Linked DNA regions of Homo sapiens: region 1 is linked to region 2. Evidence: chromatin contacts called from ENCODE Hi-C or POLR2A ChIA-PET data. All regions are on one chromosome and are shown on one strand. Each heading gives the region's core, a stretch centred on a gene start or an enhancer-like site at or near the end of the contact. The rest is flanking DNA. Distances are from core to core; before and after follow the strand shown.

Region 1 (5,663 bases), core at 3,145-5,644, 67 kb after region 2:
GAAGGCAGGAGACTTTTTCTCCTCTGCTTATTTCTGAGATAATATAAGGTTTTGGGGCTGTTGCAACCATCTTGCCAATATGTAAAGGACGTATGCCTGAAAAGTGAACTAAGATAGAGCATAGAGGGGTACGGAGAAAGAGTGTATAACTGGTTTCTCTTTTCATCATCTGAGTTCTGATAAGCTGCTCATTAAGCCATAACTGTCCCTTACTGTTTATAACAGTTTAACTATACTTTCAGATTCTTAGGTCTTGAGAAAGACCAAGTACTTGGAGGGAAGGTGTTTCAGGGTACTAAAAAGCAGCAAAGAAATCATAAAGAATTTAAGATATAAATCCATGCTCTGTTATTTGTTCATTTTAATATGACAATCATTTTATATAGGTATCCTTGAGAAAATTACTTTTGAGCAAAGACTTACAGGGGATGAAGAACTTAGCCCGGCACATGCAGGTGGGGTGGGACTAAAGTAGCCATGAAGCAGGCACATGCCAGGTATCCTCAAGGAACAGTAAAAGGTCAGGAAACTAGAGGGGAGTGACTGAGAGGCAAAAGAGTAGAAGGTGTGTCCTGAAAAGTGCGTAGGAGGACACATTACATTAGGGCACAGGAGATTGTAGGGATCCCAGCTTTTACTTAGTGAAATGTGGAAGCTCTATGGGGTTCTGAGCAGAGCAGCAGGACCTGAGTTATGGTGTAAAAGGATCACTGTGGCCACTGTGGTTGATGAAGGTGGAAGAAGGGCACAGTGACGGGGTTTTGCAGTTCTGCCAGTGGGAGGTGTTGGTGTCTCAGACTTGGCGGTTGTAGGGGAACCAAGAATCAGTAATCAGATCCAGGCATGTTTTGAAGGTAGAAACAACAGTATTTTCCCATAGATTAGCTGGAGTATGTTAGAGAATGAAAGCGTAAAGAATTATTTCAAACCACTTTGGTTTTCACTGAAAACGATGGAGTTATCTTCAACTGAGATAGGAATTCCGAGGAAGGAACTGGTAGATGAGGGGATTTGGGGAGATGATCAGTGTTTCCACTTGGGATGTAAAAAGTCTGCAACATACATGACACATCCATGTGGTGTTATCAAATAACAAATTGGATGCAAGAGTCTGCAGTTCAACCAAGAGAGCTGGGCTGAAGATTGGTTTGGGAGTTGATGGCATTTCATCCATTGATCCCACTGATGAAAACCAAGAGATGTCATGTGGATCAAGAAGAAGCCCACCACTGACCCTTAGGAAGCTCCAACAACAAAATTCCAGGGGGAAGAGGAGGGACTCACATAGGAGACTGAGAATGAAAGCCCTGTAGGGTAGGGGACAGGCCAGGGGACAGCAGTGTCCTACACACTGAGAGGCAGCCTGACTATCTGCCTTAAGGGCACCACGACTGAACTTGATGCTTTTCATCCCTGTTTCTATCACAGGAAGCTCATTCCCAGATCATCCCAGGTGGAGGCAGTGATACTATGTTAAATGCTTCTGATAGATCAGTAAAGTAAGAATGGAAAATTGACCCAGACAGAGGCTGGGGCTGTGGGGAATGGTCTCATTCCAAATGTCAGGGATCCCCATGACCCAAACTGTTGGAGGACAGGAGTCTGGGCAGTGGATTGAGGAGACTTTTCCAAGTTCTTGACCTAGAGAAGACAGTCTCCTCCAGGAGGTGAGAAGAAAGAGCGTCCACACTGGAGTCATATTTTCCTCCCAGAGGAGGGAATGAAAAGGAGGAGAGTAGAGCATGTATGTCTCCCTTCCCCTGAGACGCTGGTCCTCCTTTTCCATTACCCCGGCCCTCCATACTTCACATGAACTGTTTTTGTCTCCATCTCTCCTCACTCTTCTACAGACTCATCAGATCAACTCACTTGACAATTCCTCCCTCCCTCTGAAGCACCCATCTCCAGTACCTTCCTTCTCTCTAATCCCCCTCTTCTGCCCTGCCCTTTCTTGTGGAGACCTCTACAGATTACCCATTCTATTTCCTTCCTGGGGCTGCTAGAATGAAATACCACAGACTAGGTGGCTTATACAAGAGAAACTTATTTTTTCACAGTTCTAGAAACCAGAAATCCAAGGTGTATTAGACAGGGTTCTCTAGAGGGACAGAATATTAAGGATATATATATATTTATGTATATATCTGACCCACCCCACCTTCCATGTCCATGCTAATGGCAGGGTGACCTACTCAGAGCAGTCTTCAGTAAGTGACTACTTGAAATGCCTTACTGCAGTTCTCCTCAGTGACCTGTAAGAGGGATTAAGGGACTCCCCTGTGGCTGCATCCACAGCCATCAAACCTACCTTCGCTGGGCCTCACCAGTCTCTGCTTGGCCTTTCCAGATGGTCATGGCCCCAGGCTTGTGAATCATGTCTGAGTTCCTCTGTTGTTTTTCCAGGAAGCTGGCATCATAAGGCTAGTCTCTGTCTGACAAACTAACGCCTCCAGTCACCTCCCTGGATATGCCTTTCCATCCCTGCACTGACATCCCAGGCCCAGACCAGAGCTTCACCCTCAGTCCGTTGCACCCTACCTGCTTATAAAGGTTGACTAACTGACTTGTATCATACAGTTAGAGTTAGGGCTGGCACTCTCAAAATGCTGTCCGCAGTCTAAGCACTGTGCCAAGGAACTTTTGTTTACAGAAATGCAAACGTACAGATGTACGAACTCTATTTCCCGTGAGCTCTCAGGTCTCAATGGCCACCTTCAATATAACTGTTACATGCACTGGGAAACAAAAAAATGTGTGTTTTAAAAAATAAAAATTGTGGCCGGGCGCTGTGGCTCACGCCTGTAATCCCAGCACTTTGGGAGGCCGAGGCGGGCAGATCACGAGGTCAGGAGATCGAGCCCATCCTGGCTAACACGGTGAAACCCCGTCTCTACTAAAAATACAAAAAATTAGCTGGGCGTGGTGGCCGGCGCCTGTAATCTCAGCTACTCAGGAGGCTGAGGCAGGAGAATGGCACGAACCCGGGAGGCGGAGCTTGCAGTGAGCAGAGATCGCGCCACTGCACTCCAGCCTGGGCGACAGAGCGAGACTCCGTCTCAAAATAAATAAATAAATAAATAAATAAATAAATAAAAATAAAAATTGCAGTGGTCTAGTACCAAACCCACAACATCTCTGAGGTATGCCTGTAGTATGCAGACATCAAAATAGAATGAGGTATACTCTTGCTACTAGCGTGAAATATGTCTAAAATACATTGTTAGTGGAAAAGAGGTAATGTGTAGAACGTTGTGTATAGAATGTTACTATTTGTGGGGGGGGGGAATAGGAAATAAACACTCATCTATATATATATGTCAATGAGTTTATGAATATAACATGTAGATATGCATAGACAGTAAAAAGATATAAACAAACTGCAAATTGTTGCATCTGGAAAAGAAAAGTAGGATGTCTTCATCCTTTTCGCTACATTTGCCCTCCTAATATTTGAATTTACCTCTGCCATTTGCATTTACAACGTATCTGTATATGTAAAAGAAAAATCAAACAGCCTACCTCATTGTAGCCCTTTCTGAGCCTACTGAGGAATGGTCCCTGGTAATAGAAAGTTTAAGAACGAAGCTGTGAATTTCAATTTACAGTTGAATTTCACAACTGTAAACTACTCTAGCGATGCAGCATAGACTTGACCTCCAAACCCCAAGCCTGCAGCCCGCGGCAGACAGGCCGAGAGTGGGGCAGCCGTCTCTCCTTCCTCGCCCTGCCCTCCTTCTGCACATCCAGCCACCTCCGCAATGGAAAGCTCGTGGCATACAGCAGGCGCTCATTATTTGAAGCCTCTTCATTCTCCTGCTTCCTCGGTGGTTAAGGAGGCTTTTGGAAGTTCAAGTCCGTCTCAGCTAAGAACCAGGAGACACGGCTTTGGTGCCTCTCGGCCCGCTGGGTCTCGGCGGCGCAGCGTCCCCTGCCGGCCACTGTGGCGGCGGCTGGAATCAGCCTCAGCACTTAAGGGGCCGCGCGGGAGGAGTTGCCCCACCTCCAGGCAGCTCTTTCCAGAGCAGTGAGGGCAAGTCTGGGGATTATCTCCATAAAGGAAGCGAGGTGGCTCGGTGGAGGGGCTTCAGATCCCCTTCCCAGGACCCTGTGACCCGCCATCGGAAGAGAGTGGACCTCATTCTATTTCAATGTCTGCATAGTACAGACATTTGCTGTGGGCAAATCGGACCCATGAGCCCAGAGAGCATCATCCCGGGAAAGCTTTCCCGAAGCACAGGCTTCCCTGCACCACCATACACGCGCACACCCGCACGCGCTCACTCCCCCAGCCCTCCTCCCCTCCCTCACTCCCGCCCTGGAAGAAGCGGGGAGCTGAGGGGAGAGGTGGAACCAGCAGAGAAACGGGCCGGGCAGGAGCCCGCACCAGCCCGGCTTGGGACACCGCAGCCGCTCCTGCCCTCTGCTGGCTGGAAGGCGCACTTACACATTGCGGTCATCGCGGATCGCCGAGGGCCGCTGGTGCCGCTCTGCCGCCAAGGACGCTCAGCCATTGGAGTAGAAGTGAGAGAGGCCGCGGGCTGAGTAGAGAGGGGTGAGGATTCCGGAAAGGAAGCATCGTCAGGAAGCGCTGAAGTTCCTACTGATAAAGAGGGGGTTGGGCCACCAGCAACTTGTCACATGAGGAGTGGGGGTTTTCTGCATACCTTAGTGAACCTATCAGTCTAGGACTCGTGGATGGAGACTCGGCCACACCAGCAGCTGGTAAAGGCTGTCCTGGGGCCCAAATCCGTCAGTGACTCTGACATCTCAGGGACAGTGTGTGGTGGCTATAGTGCTTTGCGAAGTTGCTGCCGGGAGTTAGGCAGAAACCTCTTAGGCTGTTCAGATCCCTCTTAACTAAGGGGTTTTAGTGCTGTGAGTATTCCCACAAATGGGTCCCTGTAGTACAATTATTTTGCAGCATTCATACGGCCTACTGGGGCTCTTGATTTGAGGAGCCTTATTCAGCAAACATTTCTTGAGTACCTATGTGCCAGGTACGGTTAGAGGTATGGGAGTCATCAGAGAACGCAGGACATACGTACAAAAAAAATCTCTGCTTTCACGGAGGTCACATTCTAGTGACCTAGACACATAATGTATACTCACAGACAATAAACATATATGTAAATTACACAGACTGTTAAGGTGATAAGCTCTATGGAAAAAATAAAGCAGGAAGGAGAATGGGGGAAGCAATGGGTAGCTTTTTTTTTTCTCTCTTTGAGACAGTCTGGCTCTGTCACCCAGGCTGGAGTGCAGTGCAATCTCGGCTCACTGCAACCTCCACCTCCCGGGTTCAAGCGATTGTTGTGCCTCAGCTTCCCAAGTAGCTGGTGTTACAGGCGTGTGCCACCACACCCAGCTAATGTGGGACATGTTAAGTCTGAAGGGTCTATTAGACCTCCAAGTGAAGATGTCAAATAGACAGTCCGATGTACTAGTCCAAAGCAAGAGAGCTGGGCTGGAAGTATGTATTTGGGAGTTGTTAGAGAATCAACAGCATTTAAAACCTTGAGACTGGATAAGATCACCAAGGGATAGTGTGCAGATAGAGAAGAAGACCTATGACTGACTCCTGGGGACCTCTAACATCAAGTTACCAGAGGCAAGAGGAAAAACGTGTGAGGAGCCTAAGAATGAAAGGCCTGGATGGTAAGGAA
Region 2 (5,006 bases), core at 2,215-4,714:
AACAACCAGATCTCACGAGAACTCACTCACTATCAGGAGAACAGCACCAAGGGAATGGCGCTGATTCACGAGAAATCCAGCCCCAAGATCCAATCACTTCCCACCAAGCCTGCCTCCAACACTGGGAATTATATTCCAATATCACATATGGATGGGGCAAATATCCAAACTGTCCCAGTTGCCCACAATGATCTTGAGCTCTTGGCCTCAAGTGATCTTCCTGCCTCAGGTGCCCAAAGTGCTGGGATAACAAGTGAGAGTCACCAACCCAGCTGGTGGTGTCTCTTTTTATAAGGATACTAATCCTCTTGAATCAAGGCTCCACCTTTATGACATCATTTAACATTAAGTTTATCCTTATAGGCCCTCCCTCCAAATACAGTGACACTGGGGGTTAGGACTTCAATATATGAATTTTTAAGGGACATAATTCAGTCCACAGTAAACACTATATATAGCATATTACTGTCTGACAGGGAAAAAAGAGGAATTAACACAGAAATCTATGAAAATGAGAAAAAGCCTTATACGTATTATTCATATATGCTTAGACTCAGCATATGCATTATAGAAAGGGTACTAAAAAACTGAATAATTATTCTTCCTAGAATACAAATCTAGCTTCCATAAAGAAAGGTAAATGAAGACATCCTTTTCACTAGATACCATTTTTAATTATTGAATTTACATTTTCACCATATGAATGTATATGCATTCTATATATGCACTTACATATGTATGCACGTACTTATGTGCATATATCTATATATGTAGAGATGTATACATTTGTTAACCACAGACTCCCTACTACTAGAACATTCAAACAAAGGAGATGTAATCAAGTAAAACTAAAAGAACCATAACAAGGCAGCACTGGATGACCTGGAAGGCTGAGGGTCACTCAGCTCGCCACCCCTCACCCCCCAGCTGGGAATCAGAGAGTGATGGAGCTATCCCTCACTCCACCTCCTGCTCTCTTCCTTCTGCAGTCCAGCCACCTGGTCACAGAGTGAGGCTCTAAACTGGCCCGTATTACATGTGTCTGTCCCTCCCCTTCTCACTTTGGAGGAAGAGTGTGACTATCCCAAGTCAGCACGTAGAGTGAGACAGAGCGTGAGACCTGCTAGCTGAGGAACCGTAAGAACCTTGTGCTTTGAAAGCCGATCTGCTTTGTGATATTGAAATCCTCCGAGTCCATTCTCTCATTATTACAGGAAAGGTGTGTAAAATATCCAGGTCATGTCACTACAGGACAAAAGCTCTGGATGTTCAGCCATAATCAAAGCTCTTGAGATCCAGCAATTTCCTTGAACAATTTTTCTACCACACACACTTCTCAAAATATAGTGCATACCCATATTTAGGATTGTGGTAGAGGGCCATTACATGATCTTGACTGTATCAATAAAAGTCTCAGGGCAAAACTCTGGGGGATTCATGCAGATGGCCTACCATTTGGATGTGGAATCTGAGCAAATCATCCTAACATTCTGCTACCCATCTCCAAAAATGGGCTTCAATAAAATGGCTATCTCAGACACTTTGCAATCTATGAGTCTGCAATGAAGAATGAATGTGTGTGTGTGTGTGTGTGTGTGTGTGTGTGTGTGTGTGTGTTTTAAAGAGGCATATATGTGGTTTACTTGGTTTATGTATATGAGTTACTTGATTACTTATAAGGGAGTATTCTGAATAATGGATTAATTGAATAAATGAAATATAATTACACCATGTACAAAACTTTACATAGTTTTTTCTGCTTGATCATTATTCCTGTAAGTCTCCATAGTAATATCTAATTGTATTTTTAGTGAAGAAGCTATTTTGGTCTGACCTTCAAAACTGTCTTTGCATTTGGGTAGGACAAAAGACTAGCAAAAAAAAGCCTGAGGGATTATCTTAAGTATTCTTAGGATTTAGTGTTCTTCAGACTATCTGGGTTAGCTGACTTGTGAAAAAACTAATAGTTCACTCCTCAGTATTTCTGGAACAGGAAGGATTTTTCCTCATGCCCCCAACTGCCTCTAGCCAAATAAAAAAGCAAGAGGACAAAATTCTTTAAATATTAAAAGGAAGTTATGGGTAAGCAGTGACATATAGAGACATATAGAGACATATAGATGAGCACGTAGTTCATCAATTTTGTCTCCCTGGGATATTCATAATTAATCCCTAATGACTAATAGCCAATCTTCTATAATAATAAACTATATAATCAAATATTATACACAAATTCATTCATAATGTTCTCTGCCAGCATGTAAGTGGCACACCTAAAAAACTTCAAACATTAAGTATTTTCCATTTGGATCACATGGGGGAAGTTTTGCACTATGGATTCGTGAGCTCCATTCCAGATATACTCACACAGAATGTCTGCACATGGAGCTCAGGATTCTGCATTTCCAATCACATCCTCAAGTAGTTTTCCAACAACCTATCTCCAGCCCAACTTTGAGATCCATTTGTTACCAAACATTGACTTCAGAAGCCTTCATGTGCATCGGAAGTAATCTTGGCGTAGGGAAATTCCGAAGCACAGGAGGCAGCGATACCATTTGCATTATTCCTGAGATGATTCTAGCTACATACACCTATTATCCAGCATTTATGTCTTGATTTGAGGCTTCTATTCAGTTGACCCTATTGATATCCAAGTGTACACAACTGACCTGTCAGGCTATAGCAACACTCTTCACTTATATGTAGGGAGAATTTGTACAGGGCTTAACTGAAGCTCATCATGGGGTATGAATTGACTTGGTCTCATTGCTGTAACCCTTGGGTTCAGAAGACACTGAGCAAATGCTTAAAAAACTCTTTTGGGTTAATACATGAAGAGATATTAACTCCTCAGATAGCCAAAGAATCAAGGGGAAGGGGTAAAAGAGGATGGCCATATAGAAGTATCCATTGATTTCACCCCCACACATACCAGCAGAAACACCACATTTAACAACTATCTACACACAAAAAAGGACCTACATAGGAAATAAAAATCAGGTCAACCATCATTGTACCTGATTTTAACTTCGTATCACTGAAAAAGGCACTGAAGAGATGAGGAAAGACAATTTTGAATCACTGAGGCCACCACTCCCCCATGTCCCAGTAGCTGCCACTGGAGCTGAGACAGAAACTCAGTGCATGGGGGAGGGAGAGTGCAGCAATTGTGAAAATCTGCATTGAACTCAGTGCTGCCCTGTCAGAGCCCACCCACAGAGGGAGCATTCAGACCAACCTTAGCCAGAGGGGAATCAATCGCCTATCCAAGCAGTCAGTATGTGAGTTTGGGAAAGCCTTGCCAAAGCAGGCTAAAGTGCTCTGGGGTCCTAAATGCATTTGAAACTCAATCTAGGCCACAAGAACTACAACTACAAGGCAAGTCCCAGTGCTGTGCTGGGCTCAGAGCCAGTGGACTTGGACACCACTAGTGTGACACTTGTCAGGGCAGCTAAGGGAGTGCTTGCACAACCACTCCTCCAACCCCAGGCAGCACAGCTCACAGCAGTGAAAGTGACTGCTTCCTTCTGCTTGAGGAAAGGAGAGGAAAGAGTAACTAGGACATTGTCTTACATCGTAAATGTCAGTTCAGCCACAATAGGATAGGGCACCAGTCAGAGTCATGAAGCCACCATTCCAGGCACTCGCTCCTGAAGGACATTTCTAGACACACCCTGCACCAGAAGAAAACCCACTGCCTAGAAGGAAAGGACCCAGTCCTGCCAGGATTCATCACCTGCTGACTGAAGAACCCTCAGGCCCTAAATAACCAGCAGCAATACCTAGTAGTACACTCCATGGGCCTTGGGTGAGACTCTGAGATATGCTGGCTTCAGGAGAGACCCACCATATTCACAGCTGTGGTAGTCATGAAGAGAGAATCCTTCTGCTTGAGAAAAGCAGAGGGAAAATAAAGGGGACTCTGTCTTGCAGCTTAGACAGCAGCTTAGCTACAGCGGGGTAGAGCACCAAGCCAGCTCTTGGAGTCCCCAGTTCCAGATCTTGGCTTTTGGTTGGCATTTCTGGACATGCCCTGGGTCAGAGGGGAGCCTACTGCCCTGAAGGGTGAGTCCCAGGCCAGGCAGCATTCACCACAAGCTGGCTAAAGAACTCTGGGGCCTTATGGGAACACTGGCATCATCCTGTCAGTATTCCCCTTGAGCCTGCGGTGGAGGTAGCTGCAGGGAGAGGCTCCTCTGCCTGTGGAAGAGTAAGGGAAGAGTGGAAGGACTCCAGCTCAGCCACAGTAAAACAGAACACCATGTAAACCTCCCAGGTTGTTTACTTCAGTCCCTGGCTCTCAGACAGTACCTCTGGACATGCCTGGGCCTAGAGGAACTCATCACCCTGAAGGGAAGGACACAAGCCTGGCTGGTATTGCCACCTGCTCTAGGGCCTTGTAGAGCTCTAGGGCCTTGAGTGAGGCCCTCACTTCCAAGAAAGAAATAAACTCTTTTCCACTGCAGCTAAACTGTAAAGCTCATAACACAAGTAGATCCTCTGTGCATATTCACTTCCTTTCCTTCTTACGCAAGGTGCTACAGTGTGAATCTGAATGTGGCAAGTTCAACACTAAAGTCCTGGAGTGCAGGAAAGTTATGGTAGACTCAGAAATCTGTTCTTCAACATTTAGACTGTATTTATGATGGCTGAATTTTCTGTCTAGTCACCTATGGTCCTCTACCTGGGCGACAGAGTGAGGCTCCGTCTCAAAAAAAAAAAATAGTTTAGCATGCCAAAGTACCATCCTTTGGAGTATAGTGTGCTGAGCCCCAACAAAAGCCATGAGATTAGATATGATCATGAAGAGAGTGCATGAGTCCATAGAAAAGAAAGAATAGCTAACCCCTAGGAACCTCCACCATCAAGATGCTGGAGAGAAAGGGGAAGAATTAATGAAGCAGACTGAGAACATGAGTCCAGGGACTTAGAAGAAATGATCAGGAAAGGGTGGGGTGTTGTAACTCAGCACACATCCTTGACAAGACTGTCTGCCTTGAGGG

Evidence for each region. A loop is a pair of places that touch in the nucleus more often than their neighbours do. ChIA-PET counts read pairs that join two places held with the same protein, here RNA polymerase II (POLR2A). Pooled maps may share reads with other maps.
Region 1: a pooled map shows a loop between it and region 2 (4-fold over the local background). The contact joins two enhancer-like sites. A Hi-C loop is called at or near these places in 7 of 50 pooled maps. POLR2A ChIA-PET finds 5 or more read pairs at or near these places in 2 of 52 experiments (WTC11 and activated CD4-positive, alpha-beta T cell).

Annotation. Positions count from the first base shown.
Region 1 is chr14:20,967,162-20,972,824 of GRCh38, forward strand. No RefSeq gene overlaps it. Among named protein-coding and RNA genes, the nearest start is that of RNASE2, 15 kb to the left of the region's middle. RefSeq lists an enhancer at 3,951-4,640. Within about 2 kb of position 4,395, at least 27 of the 41 ENCODE cell types and tissues checked have a DNase peak (open chromatin) inside an H3K27ac peak, as active enhancers do.
Region 2 is chr14:20,901,372-20,906,377 of GRCh38, forward strand. All of the region lies in intron 1 of LOC100507513 (a long non-coding RNA gene), which reads right to left. Among named protein-coding and RNA genes, the nearest start is that of RNASE3, 12 kb to the left of the region's middle. RefSeq lists an enhancer at 2,999-3,500. Within about 2 kb of position 3,465, at least 2 of the 41 ENCODE cell types and tissues checked have a DNase peak (open chromatin) inside an H3K27ac peak, as active enhancers do.